Linked DNA regions of Homo sapiens: region 2 is linked to region 1. Evidence: chromatin contacts called from ENCODE Hi-C or POLR2A ChIA-PET data. All regions are on one chromosome and are shown on one strand. Each heading gives the region's core, a stretch centred on a gene start or an enhancer-like site at or near the end of the contact. The rest is flanking DNA. Distances are from core to core; before and after follow the strand shown.

Region 1 (5,391 bases), core at 781-3,280:
AAGTTTCCTGAGGCCTCCTCAGCCATGTGGAACTGTGAGTCAATTAAACCTCTTTCCTTTACAAATTACCCAGTCTCAGTGGTATTCTTTATAGTAATGTGAGAACGGACCAATGTAGTGTGACTTGGAAGGGTGAGAGCGATGACCTGATTAGATTTGGTGCTCATGTTAAGAAAAAGCAGGGAATAAGTTTGGATTGTTGGGTGGGCAGAAGCCCACCAAGGTAAGAGAATTCTTAGTTTGCAGAAGAAAGAAAAACAGCACATTGTGTCACACAGATCTTTTGATGTAAAGCATGACTTTAATGCATTCTTATGATATTATATAGGGAAACATTTACATAGCCCCTTCATAACTGTAATATGCCCTAGTTTTGTTTGTCAGTTTATTTCTTTGTTATTTACTCTACAAATAGTCCTTGAACTTGAGGAAGAAAAATGGGAATGGTTTGTGTTTTACTTAAATTATAAGATCAAAGATGGCAGATGATTTATCCAAAGCCCAGGCAAGTAGGAAAAGCTCCCCCTTCCCTTCCCCTTTTCCAGGATAGAAGAGAGTTGGCTGGTTACTTTGCAGGACTTAAGATGATCTTCATTTTAAAGAATCTGTATCAGCCTCCACTGTGGTAAGATGTGACTGGGATTTCAAGGTTTCCCCTGTCTCTACTGATTTACCTAAGTAGGACAGAGATTTCTGGGGCATGCCTGCCGGTGGAGGGCAGTAGGTCACTCAACTAAGAGCACAGTATTGTTGAGAAAATGACACTAAAGTGGTCATCTGGGATGCTACTTCGCTTTTGGTAAATAACTTTGCATCAACTTCTCAAGTTCCACCTCTCAGTGGAGACGGATGCTAGACAAAGGTACCAGACACCGCAGCCTGGTCGGCTGAACAAATGGAGTTATAGCCTTAGATTTTGTTTTCGTGATGACTAAGCTGACCAGGTTTCTTCTTTGTCCTTGCACACTTTATGCTTGACGAGATGCTTAAGCAAATAGAATAGGCGACCGCTAGGAGGTACCCGAGCTATGCGTCGGCCGCCGGGGCGAGCAGAAATGGCTAACAGCGACTCTCTCGGCTCGGTGGGTCAAGGCGGGTGGTGCTTTTCCAAGGTCGGGGTTGCGATAAGCTTATCGCTTATCACAAGCAAGAAGGGCAAGAAGGACGTCTAAGAACCAACGGTCCTTTAATCTAAAAGGCCGCGCGCCTCCAAGGCAATGTGACATCTTGAGGTCTAGTGTTTGGGCACCAGCTGCCTGCACATCTGGATGCAGCACTTCCTTTCAGGGAGGAGGCGAGGCGGAGGACCCCGGAGTGCACGCACCTCCTCGTGCGCGCGCTCGCTTGCGCCCGTGAACGTGTGTGTGTGTGTGTGTGTGTGTGTGTGTGTGTGTGTGTGTGCGGGCGCGCGCGCACACACACGGGCCGCGGCTCCGGGACCGGCTAATGGGGGTGGGGGCCCAGGAAGGAATAAATCTCCGCCAGCCTCCTCGCGCCTGGCTGCGGGTTAATATCCAACCAGCTAGAGAAAGACTAGGGTGACGGCAGCAGGGTGACAGCCTGGGCACACCGGCCGCTTGTCGAAGGATCAGGATATTAGCCAGTCTCCGCCACACTCAGGGACTGATATATTTCTATTGGCGGGGGGCTGTTGGTTTTTATTGTCTGCCGTTATCTCCAAAGAACAAGGGCACGAGTGAGGGGTGCGCGCTCTGGGCGAGTGTCGCGGCTCGGATCGGGTCGAAGGAGGCAATTTTGCGGGTGGGGGAGGGAGGGGGAGACCTTGATTTCCACCAATCCCCGGGCGTTTGTCTGCGAAGTCCGGGGCGCAGCGGAAGGCTGCGGCGCGCCGCTGAATTAACTGATGAGAGCGAGTTCTTTTCTTCTCCGGGAGGGGTGGGGAGCGAGGGTCCCGGCGGGCGAGGCGGAGGAGCCCGGGGCAGGATAGCGGTCCCGGGCCGCCGTGGAAATTTCCAAGGACTTGGTGCGGCGCAGAGAGCGCGTCTCGGGGCGGGGTGGGGGGGGGGGGGTTGCCTGGCGGCGCAGCAGCGCGGGAGGCGGCGAAGGGCGCAGGAGCATCGCTCGGAGGGGACAAGGGGACGCCACGGGCCACATGTTTAGGAGGGAGCCGAGCCTTCTCCCGGACCCTCGCCGAGGGCGACCGTGATGCTGCAGAACCGGCGGGAGCGACTCGCCGCCGCCGCTCTCTGCGCACTCGGAGACCCCAGCGCCCGCCTTCTGCAGGGGAAGCGACCATGGCCATAGATCGTGACTTCACCCCCAGCCACTTCCCCTAGAAAGAAATCCTTGGAAAAGTTGCATTTGAAAAAATCCTTGCGCTGACCTTTGGGGCCGACGGGGCCGAAGAAGCGTGCGTGCGTTTGCAAGTAAGAGAACCAAAGGTGTGTGTGCATGGGGGGCTGGCGGTGGGGGACCCTCCGCTGCCACTTCGCCTAGCTTTGTGCTGAGGCCCCGGCCCCCGCCCCTGGGACGCCGGGGCTGCGATGAGCCCCTGCGGGCGGGCCCGGCGACAAACGTCCAGAGGGGCCATGGCTGTACTGGCGTGGAAGTTCCCGCGGACCCGGCTGCCCATGGGAGCCAGTGCCCTCTGTGTCGTGGTCCTCTGTTGGCTCTACATCTTCCCCGTCTACCGGCTGCCCAACGAGAAAGAGATCGTGCAGGGGGTGCTGCAACAGGGCACGGCGTGGAGGAGGAACCAGACCGCGGCCAGAGCGTTCAGGTACTCCTGCCCTCGCGGCTCCTCCCCTCTAGCGTCCTTTCCTCCCCGAGTGCAGAGGACAGGGTCACCGGCGAGGACCGCCTTGCACCGTCTCGCAGAGGCATCCCTTTCATCCGCTCTTCCATGTCCTTTCCCTCCATTTGTGCCATTCCCAACCTGGAGACTTTAGTCAGGGTTCCTTCCCCACCCCTGATCCCCAGAGATGTGCAGACACCTGCTTTGCGCATGTAAAGACTCGACGCATTTCTTCCCAAAGCGGAGTTTTATTTAACAATTTACGGATAAACAAAACAGAGGGAAGGAGAACCCAGGATAACTTAGTCTCTTGCACTTAATAAGAATTTACCTCTTGGGCTCTGCAGACATTTGAAGCTGTAGGGAACAAGAAGCAGGTAAAAGGCATCTCCCCGAGGTGGAGTGCACAGTCGGTAACATAAGTCCCCAACGTCGGAGTGATGGGCAGTGGAAACATGGACGGATCCCGCAGCTTTGCGCAGTGTGCCCACAGCAAGTGCATAGTACTGACTGACGTCTACTAAGAGACGATACTGTGCAATTTTTGTGTTGAAATCTCGAACAGCTGTCTAGTATTATTATCTCATCTTGTTGACCACAAATTGATTCTTTAGAAGGATGAGTAACTTCCCCAAGGTCATTACTTTTGACCTGTGGGTGCTGGATTTTTCATCACTTAAAGCTCCAAAGCTCCCAGCTCTTTTTATTGGCTTAGGCTGTGGATGCCTCTGGAAGATGGGAGATGTACTTTAAGTAGGCACCTGAAGTCAGAAAACAAACAAAATGCCCAAGCCAGGTTGGAAATCAGAACTCTGAGGATCACTCAGAGGTTGTAGATCCGCTTCCTTTCTGGGAATTTTAGATTAAATGTCTAAAAATAAGTTACGGCAGCAGGGGTTGTGTAGTTAGATTGGAGGGAAGGCAGAGCTGCTTCCCCTTCCTCTCCACCTCCCCAGGCATGTTGAGGGAACACACGGGTGCTTCCACCACTGCGAGGTGCCCCTTTCACCTTTAGTCTCTGGGGCTGAAGATGCTGCTGTTGGCTTCTTCCTGTGATTGTAGTGGTCTGGGTGGTTGGAAATGATCTCCTCTGCTCTGTAGAGGATCTTTCTAATCAGTGCAAGGGCAGGTGAGTTCTAATGTAAACATTTTTCACTGCAGTTATTTACAAATATTCAGGAGCATCTATACATTTTTAAAAACTTTTTAAACATATGGTTTCCATCTCCTTCTCAGGCCTCCTCCTGGAAAGAGGATTAAAAAGATAACAGAGCCAATTTGTTTAGAGGAAGGCAACTGCATTCTCCTTGGAAGGGAGGACTTTCCTTCTCCCTTTTTAGAACTCTACCATCATTGAATTTAAAAATAACCTCACTCTTCCTAAAAGTATCTAAGGGTTAATTTTTTCTTTCCTTCACAGTATTGATTGTGGGACTCAAGAGCAGGCAAAAGGCATCACATCCAGCAATTATTTTCCCTAAAGACAGAAAGCACTTTCATTTCAAGTGATCTAAGGAAATGAGTTAAGAACTTCCCATTGGTTTGCAATGAAAGAGTCCATTTTTTTAATATAGGAGGAGGAATAATGAAGCCCTCTTAGAGGATAGATTTCTTGTTGGAGGATACAGTCAAGTGGAAAATGCTTCAAATTCTGAGACACACAGGCTGATAGTTTCTGAGACACATTTGTTCCTTGCTTTCTGTAGCCTGGAGTAATTTTCAGTGTGTTTGGCTGTTATCTGGTCTGGTCTCTATGTGCAGAGAATTACTTATTAAAATCCACACACTATGAAAACTACCTAAACACATATCCCTCAAAGTTAGTGGCTGTAAAACCATGTAAAAGGCACCATTGCTTATTGAAATAAGTTTGAGCTTCAGAGTAGAATTCTGAATTTCTACACTGAGTATGCTGTGACTAGATAAACAGCAGAGAATCTTTGGCAAGTTAGTATATTTTTTGAGTCCTGGCTTTCTTGTTTATCTACATTGCAGAGTTGTTAGAAGGTTTACATTTTTAATAAAAACTGATGCCAAGTATCTGGTACATTGTGTACCCAGAAAATGGTTGCCTTATAATTGTTATAAATTATATTTCTGGTATATGTTACAACTTAAATAAGGAAATCTGGGCAACCCATGAGAATTTGGAATGTTTCTCCTGCCAGATTTACAGGTAAACATTATTGGTCCCTACCCCTCTCCCCAGCCATGTACACTTAACGCTAATGAACAGGGACAAGACATTTTGAAAGGTAGGAGAAGTTTCATGGTTTGAGTTAATTATTTTTTACCTGCACATTTAATGTTCTTTAACATTTGGATTGTCAGTATATGGCAGTAGTGTTTATTTGTTAAATATTAGACCAGTCAGTCAGAAGCCATTATCATGTTAAGGAGACACAACTTTGACAAACAAGCATCTGTTTTTCTCCAGTCTGAAACATCTTCTGCATAAATACAGATATATGCACACAAATGCACAAGGTGCACTTATATGTTGAGATATAGGTGCATTTATTCACAAATCATGGAATGGTGTCATGTATGTATAAAAATATAGATGTGTATACATACATAAATACAAACATTTGCAATCAGTCAATTAAACAATATTTCATGAGTGACTACTCTAC
Region 2 (5,391 bases), core at 1,091-3,590, 290 kb before region 1:
TAATCATCAATTCAGCTTAGCAGATGCTTTTAGGACAGCTTCTAGACCAAAGCTTTGCTTGCACATGGAGGGAATGTATTTCTAACTAATAATCATCTTAGGGAAAAATAAATGGTAGTATTTACCTGCACTTACAAATATTAAAAATTCGGATTATAAACCCAAAGGTCTTTAGGTTAAAAGTTGCTACAAGAAACCAAGATTTAAACACACGTAGTTACTTTCCAACAAGCAAAAACAGTTTAATGTCACTACATTTTGCCCTTTTTTACCTACATCCTGGCTTACTTCACTGAGTTTCACCTAAAATGATAGTGCCTACCTAATATGGTTGTTCGGGCGACTAAGATAAAAAAAAAATAATTTAACTAACCCCACAGTAGCTATTATTACTATTCTACAGACAAATACATCAAAGGAAATTCCAGTCTTCAAAGCTTTAAACTTTAAAGTCACTGCTTAAAAGTAACTGATCTGCCAACACTAGAGTTTACCAGGAAGTAGCACTTTTTAATTAATAATGTTTTATGTATAAGTGACTGCCAGAAAACAAATCATCTTAATAAATTTTAGAGTCTTATATAATAAAATACAAACAAATTGATAAACTAAACAAGTACTGAATTTCAATTTGGAAGACACATTTCCTTTAAAGGAAATATATTTTTTAAATGACATAAAAATCACTTTGGATTCACTATTTCCTATATTCTCGGCTAACAAATACTCCCTTAAATTTCAAAATTTGTTGTCTAACAAGTTTCTTCTCCAAAACATACGGGTCCTTTAAAATAATCTGCTTAAAAACTCTTCTAGGTAATAAGAACTGAAACTAACACATGAAAACCCAAGTGTCAGGAACTGTTCTGGGCCCTAGGCACTGCTCATGTTTTATTCATCTTTGTGTGGGTGGCTGGCTAGTTTAGCGAAGAATTTAGCAAATAAATCAACAAATATTGGTGAATAAATTAGTCATCAAAACGAGGCAGATGATTTGGCTAATTCAAATGAATGTTCTTACATTATTGCTCAGATTTAGAACAAATCCCAAATATCCCAATCTTGAAAATTACTGTTTTTTTTTGTTTGCAAGGGAAAAGGAGAAAAAGAGATCTATTTTTGTATCTAGTTCCTGAAACTAAAGCTAAAAACAGATTAGTATTCAAAAAAAATCACGTAGTGGAAATCATAACTTCCAACTTATTAGAAAACTCCTAGAGTCTCAGGGATTTTTTTCCTCCCAATTTTTTCTCTATCAACACGGTGTCTCATGAAAAGGAAACAGTCACAAGCCACTGCTCCTTCTAGTATCAGGTATTAATTTCAGTAAGACGACTTTAATAATTCAGAAATATCGACTCAAACAAAACAATGTGTGTGGTGCTGCCTAAGAACCGACCTAGCGATGCATGGTCGTGGTCATTACTTTGGGAATTGAGTACGCTAGGGTTTGGGAAGACAAAACGCAGTGTGAGGCATCAATGAAAGCACATCGCAGGGGGAGGGGAGAGGAAGGAAAGATCAGAGAGGATTAATGACTGCATTACTGGTGGGAGGGGAGGAGGTAGACGAGGACCCCGTGCAAGGGGAGTGGAAAGGTTCATTTTGCAGTGACCGTGGACTGGGGAGTGGGAGGAGGGGCAACTATCAGCAGGAATCTCCCCCCGTGGATGGGTCCGTCACTTACGCAGCGGCTTCTAGAAAGAGAAAATGTGCCTCAGGTCAATCTCAAAGAGCAACTGCGACGGGAAGGGGGAGTGACCCTCCTAGGTGTGAGGGGAAATACAGGGTCACTTCCCAATAGACTTAAGGAGATGTTGCCCTAGGTCCTCCTCGGTCATCGTGGGACAGAGGCGATTGTGGTGAGGACCCCCAGAGCCGCGTGAGGGGCATAAGAGACCCAGAGCTGAGGTGTGGGCGTTACCTGCAGGGTCACCTCCTGGGGGTCCCAGTGAGGCCGCAGGTGTTGCAGGAGGCTCAGGGCCCCCTCCCGGCAGCGATGCTCCTCCTGATCCTGAACGGTGACGTTCAGCTTGGGCACCTCCGGGGAGCCGGGAGGGACGTGGATGTAATTGGCCATGGCCCAGGCGACGGCGGAGACTACCACCACGACGACGGCGACGGCGACCACGAGAACGGCGGGCGCCGACAGACTGGTGGATCCTTCCGTCCCGGGGCGCCCTCGCGGGAGGGCTGGGGGCGCTGGGACGGGCGGGCGAGCGGCAGGAGAACGTCTGGAGGCGGCACTGTTGCCGATCCGGGTCTGGACAGCAGCTGAACTGAGCCCGGCCCGCTCTCGGAGAAAATTCCTGTTGTCGGAGCTGGACCGCGGGCGGCCGCAGAGCATGCCGGGGCTGGCCTGACGCTGGCGTCACGCGCGGGGCGGGTCCTGCGCTGCGTCAGGGTGCCGAGGCGGGGTTTCTCGCCTCCGGTCACAATGGGACCTCTGTACCGCGCTGGGCTTGTTGGCCTGCGATTAGCACACACCCATCCCTGGGAACTGCTAGTCTGGAAAGCGGGGCTGCTTCTCCGGGATGAGCCCGAGCCCTGCCAAGCCCCTCAAGGCATTGAAGCTTTAGCTCACCTTATCCGAATGGTCATTGGGCATCTGGACTTGAGTTAACGACTGAATTTTTCTGGGAAGCAAGGGACACGTTCTAAAATAACCCCAGGATCACTCTCCGAACTTGGCCTGAGTCTAGGCAAGCAGTGTTACTCGGTCGCCTTGATCTTGGAGCTGCTGTGTACTGGGGACCTCATACTAGTTGGGTTAACTATATTCCCATTAGCAGTACGCGGGATCGCAGTACTCGGGACAAGCTGAGTTCAGGTATTTGGGTAAGACAACTGCAACACTTCAGAGGTTATTTGTGGAGTAAGATGTTCGACCATACAGTGAATAATTCGAAGCTAGGGAGAACAGATTAGAGTCTGGTATGAAGAAGAAAGGGAAGGAAAGGAATAGTTTTGAAGCTCAGCGCTAGAACGACTCGATGTCCATGCCAGGGTACCCCGAGTGGGCCTTGAAATCTTGCGTCTCAGTGCCTTACAGGGAATGGTAGAAACTGGAAAATCTACAAGTAAAGTATTGGGACCTCCTAATTTTCCTTTTAGATGGAGGAAAACGGGCTGGGATTCCCTGCAGCACTTAGCACACGGTGAATACGTTTGTTAGTAGTAAATAAAACCCTTAACTGGACTGAGTTTAATTAACATTCAAAATGTTTAATTACTTCACTAGCATTAAGTTTACATCCTGATTGTTCAGAAAGAACCTACTTACCTTTGTAATTAACAAAATAATTACTTCACCGATAACGGTAAACTTCCTAAACTAAAAAGAGGGGTGGAAATGGAGCTTTATAATACAGCAAAGAAGTTGATTTAACATTTTTCAAATTTAGTGGTTTTTTTGTTTGTTTTTTGTTTCTGTTTTTTTTTGTTTTGTTTTTGAGACGGAGCCTCACTCTGTCGCCCAGGCTGGAGTGCAATGGCGCGATCTTGGCCCACTGCAACCTCCGCCTCCCGGGTTTAAGGGATTCTCCTGCTTCAGCCTCTCGAGTAGCTGGGATTACCGGCGCGTGCCACCACGCCCAGCAAATTTTTGTATCTTTAGTAGAGATGGGTTTCACCATGTTGGCCAGGCTGGTCTCGAACTCCTGACCTCAGGTGATCCACCCACCTCGGCCTCGCAAAGTGCTGGGATTACAGGCGTGAGCCACCGCGCCCTGCCAGATTTAGGCATAATTTTCTACAAGAAACATTAGAGTGTGTGTTCCTTCCACTTTGGGGAGAAATCATAAATATACTACTACTTTCACATTTCAGATAGTATCTCTTGTATTTTTGTATAAATTGTATTTTTTATTAAGCAGTTGACATTTTAAGAATTTTAAAACTATGTAACTGTAAAACAATTTAATTGAAAATTATGTTGCAAACTGCACTAGTTTGTAATGGTAAATAAGAGTCCATTAACAAGTAGAAGAAAAGAAAAAAAAACTATTAGGTACCTGAGAACAAAAGTAACCGAAAATGTACAGGATCCATGGATAAAATTAATGGAGAAATGAACCATATTCATAAATGAGAAAAGATTAATGTAAAGGCCTCAATTTTCCCTGAACTAATCAGTACATATAATGCAATTCCAGTTAAAATCTCAAAAGGGTTTTTTTACTGAACTTGTTAAAATGACATTGAAATTCATATCAAAACTTAAGGTCCAAGAAAAGCGCTGTAATTGGGGAGAGGAGGATAGGGACAGGTAAGATCAGGGAATATATTGGGAGGACCAACCCTACCAGGATGTATTATATATTGGTTTAGGTATGGGCAAATAAACTACTAGAACATAATAAAGTCCCAGAACAAAACCTACACACATATGAGAACTTTGTATATAACAAAAGTAGCATTAAAAATTAGTGAGAAAGTCCAGACTGATCAATGAACCGTAGTGATACAATTGCTTTTTGTATGAGAAAAAAATTTTGATCCCTCCCTCTTATTATGCATAAAAATTAATTTGGGGAAGATTAGAAACCTAAATGTTAAAAGCAAAACTTTAAAAATGTGCAAGAAATATCAGTTCTTATCAACCTGATCTACTGATTCAATTCTAATCACCTCAAGTTATGTTGTGGATATCAGCAAACCAGTTCTAATGTTTACATGCAAAGCCACAAGAGCCAGAATAGCCAATACAATATTAAAGAAAAACAAAGTGAGAAAACAGACAGACTTGAAGACAGTATAGCTGGGTGCAGTGGCTCATGCCTGTAATCCCAGCACTTTGGGAAGCTGAGGCAGGAGGTTCGCTTGAGCCCAGGAGTTTAAGGCCAGCCTGGGCAACACAGTGAGACCTCATCTCTCCAAAAAAAAAATTAGCCAGGTGTGGTGGTGCACACCTGTAGTCACAGCTACTCCGAGGCTGAGACAGGAGGATTGCCTGAGCCCAAGAGATTGAGGCTGCAGTGAGCCATGATCAAGTTACTGCACTCAAGCTTGGGCAACAGAATTAGACCTTGCCTAAAAAAAGAAAAAAAAATAGTATATGTTCCAATAATCAAGACAGTGTAGTATTGAAGCCAAGGCGAGTGAATCACTTGGGGTCAGTAGTTTGAGACCAGCCTGGCCAACATGGTGAAACCCTGTTTCTACTAAAAATATAAAAATCAGCTGGGCGTGGTGGCAGGCACCTGTAATCCCAGCTACTCGGGAGGCTGAGGCCGGAGAATCACTTGAACCTGGGAGGCGGAGGTTGCAATGAACCAAGATCACACTACTGCACTTCAGCCTGGGTAATAGAGTGAGACTCTGTCTCAAAACCAAAAAAAAAAGACAGTGTAGTACAGTGTAGTATTCTCAAAAGAATAGAGAAATAGATCT

Evidence for each region. A loop is a pair of places that touch in the nucleus more often than their neighbours do. ChIA-PET counts read pairs that join two places held with the same protein, here RNA polymerase II (POLR2A). Pooled maps may share reads with other maps.
Region 2: a loop to region 1 is called in a map of posterior cingulate gyrus, with 4 times the contacts of the local background. The contact joins the promoter of ETNK1 here to the promoter of ST8SIA1 in region 1. A Hi-C loop is called at or near these places in 2 of 168 maps with a recorded cell type or tissue (CD4-positive, alpha-beta memory T cell and posterior cingulate gyrus), 5 of 37 single-sample maps with no recorded cell type and 17 of 50 pooled maps. POLR2A ChIA-PET finds 5 or more read pairs at or near these places in 1 of 52 experiments (SK-N-SH).

What each region holds. Positions count from the first base shown.
Region 1 is chr12:22,331,346-22,336,736 of GRCh38, reverse strand. ST8SIA1 (ST8 alpha-N-acetyl-neuraminide alpha-2,8-sialyltransferase 1) reads left to right here and starts at 2,030. Exons shown (of 5, transcript NM_003034.4): 1 at 2,030-2,740. The coding sequence starts at 2,505. LOC105369151 (a long non-coding RNA gene) reads left to right here and starts at 2,747. Exons shown (of 2, transcript XR_931426.3): 1 at 2,747-3,884.
Region 2 is chr12:22,622,120-22,627,510 of GRCh38, reverse strand. It overlaps ETNK1 (ethanolamine kinase 1), which reads right to left and starts at 2,340. Exons shown (of 8, transcript NM_018638.5): 1 at 1,925-2,340. The coding sequence starts at 2,080. ETNK1-DT (ETNK1 divergent transcript) reads left to right here and starts at 2,465. Exons shown (of 4, transcript NR_135030.1): 1 at 2,465-2,838. RefSeq lists enhancers at 1,217-1,906, 1,926-2,095, 2,626-2,695.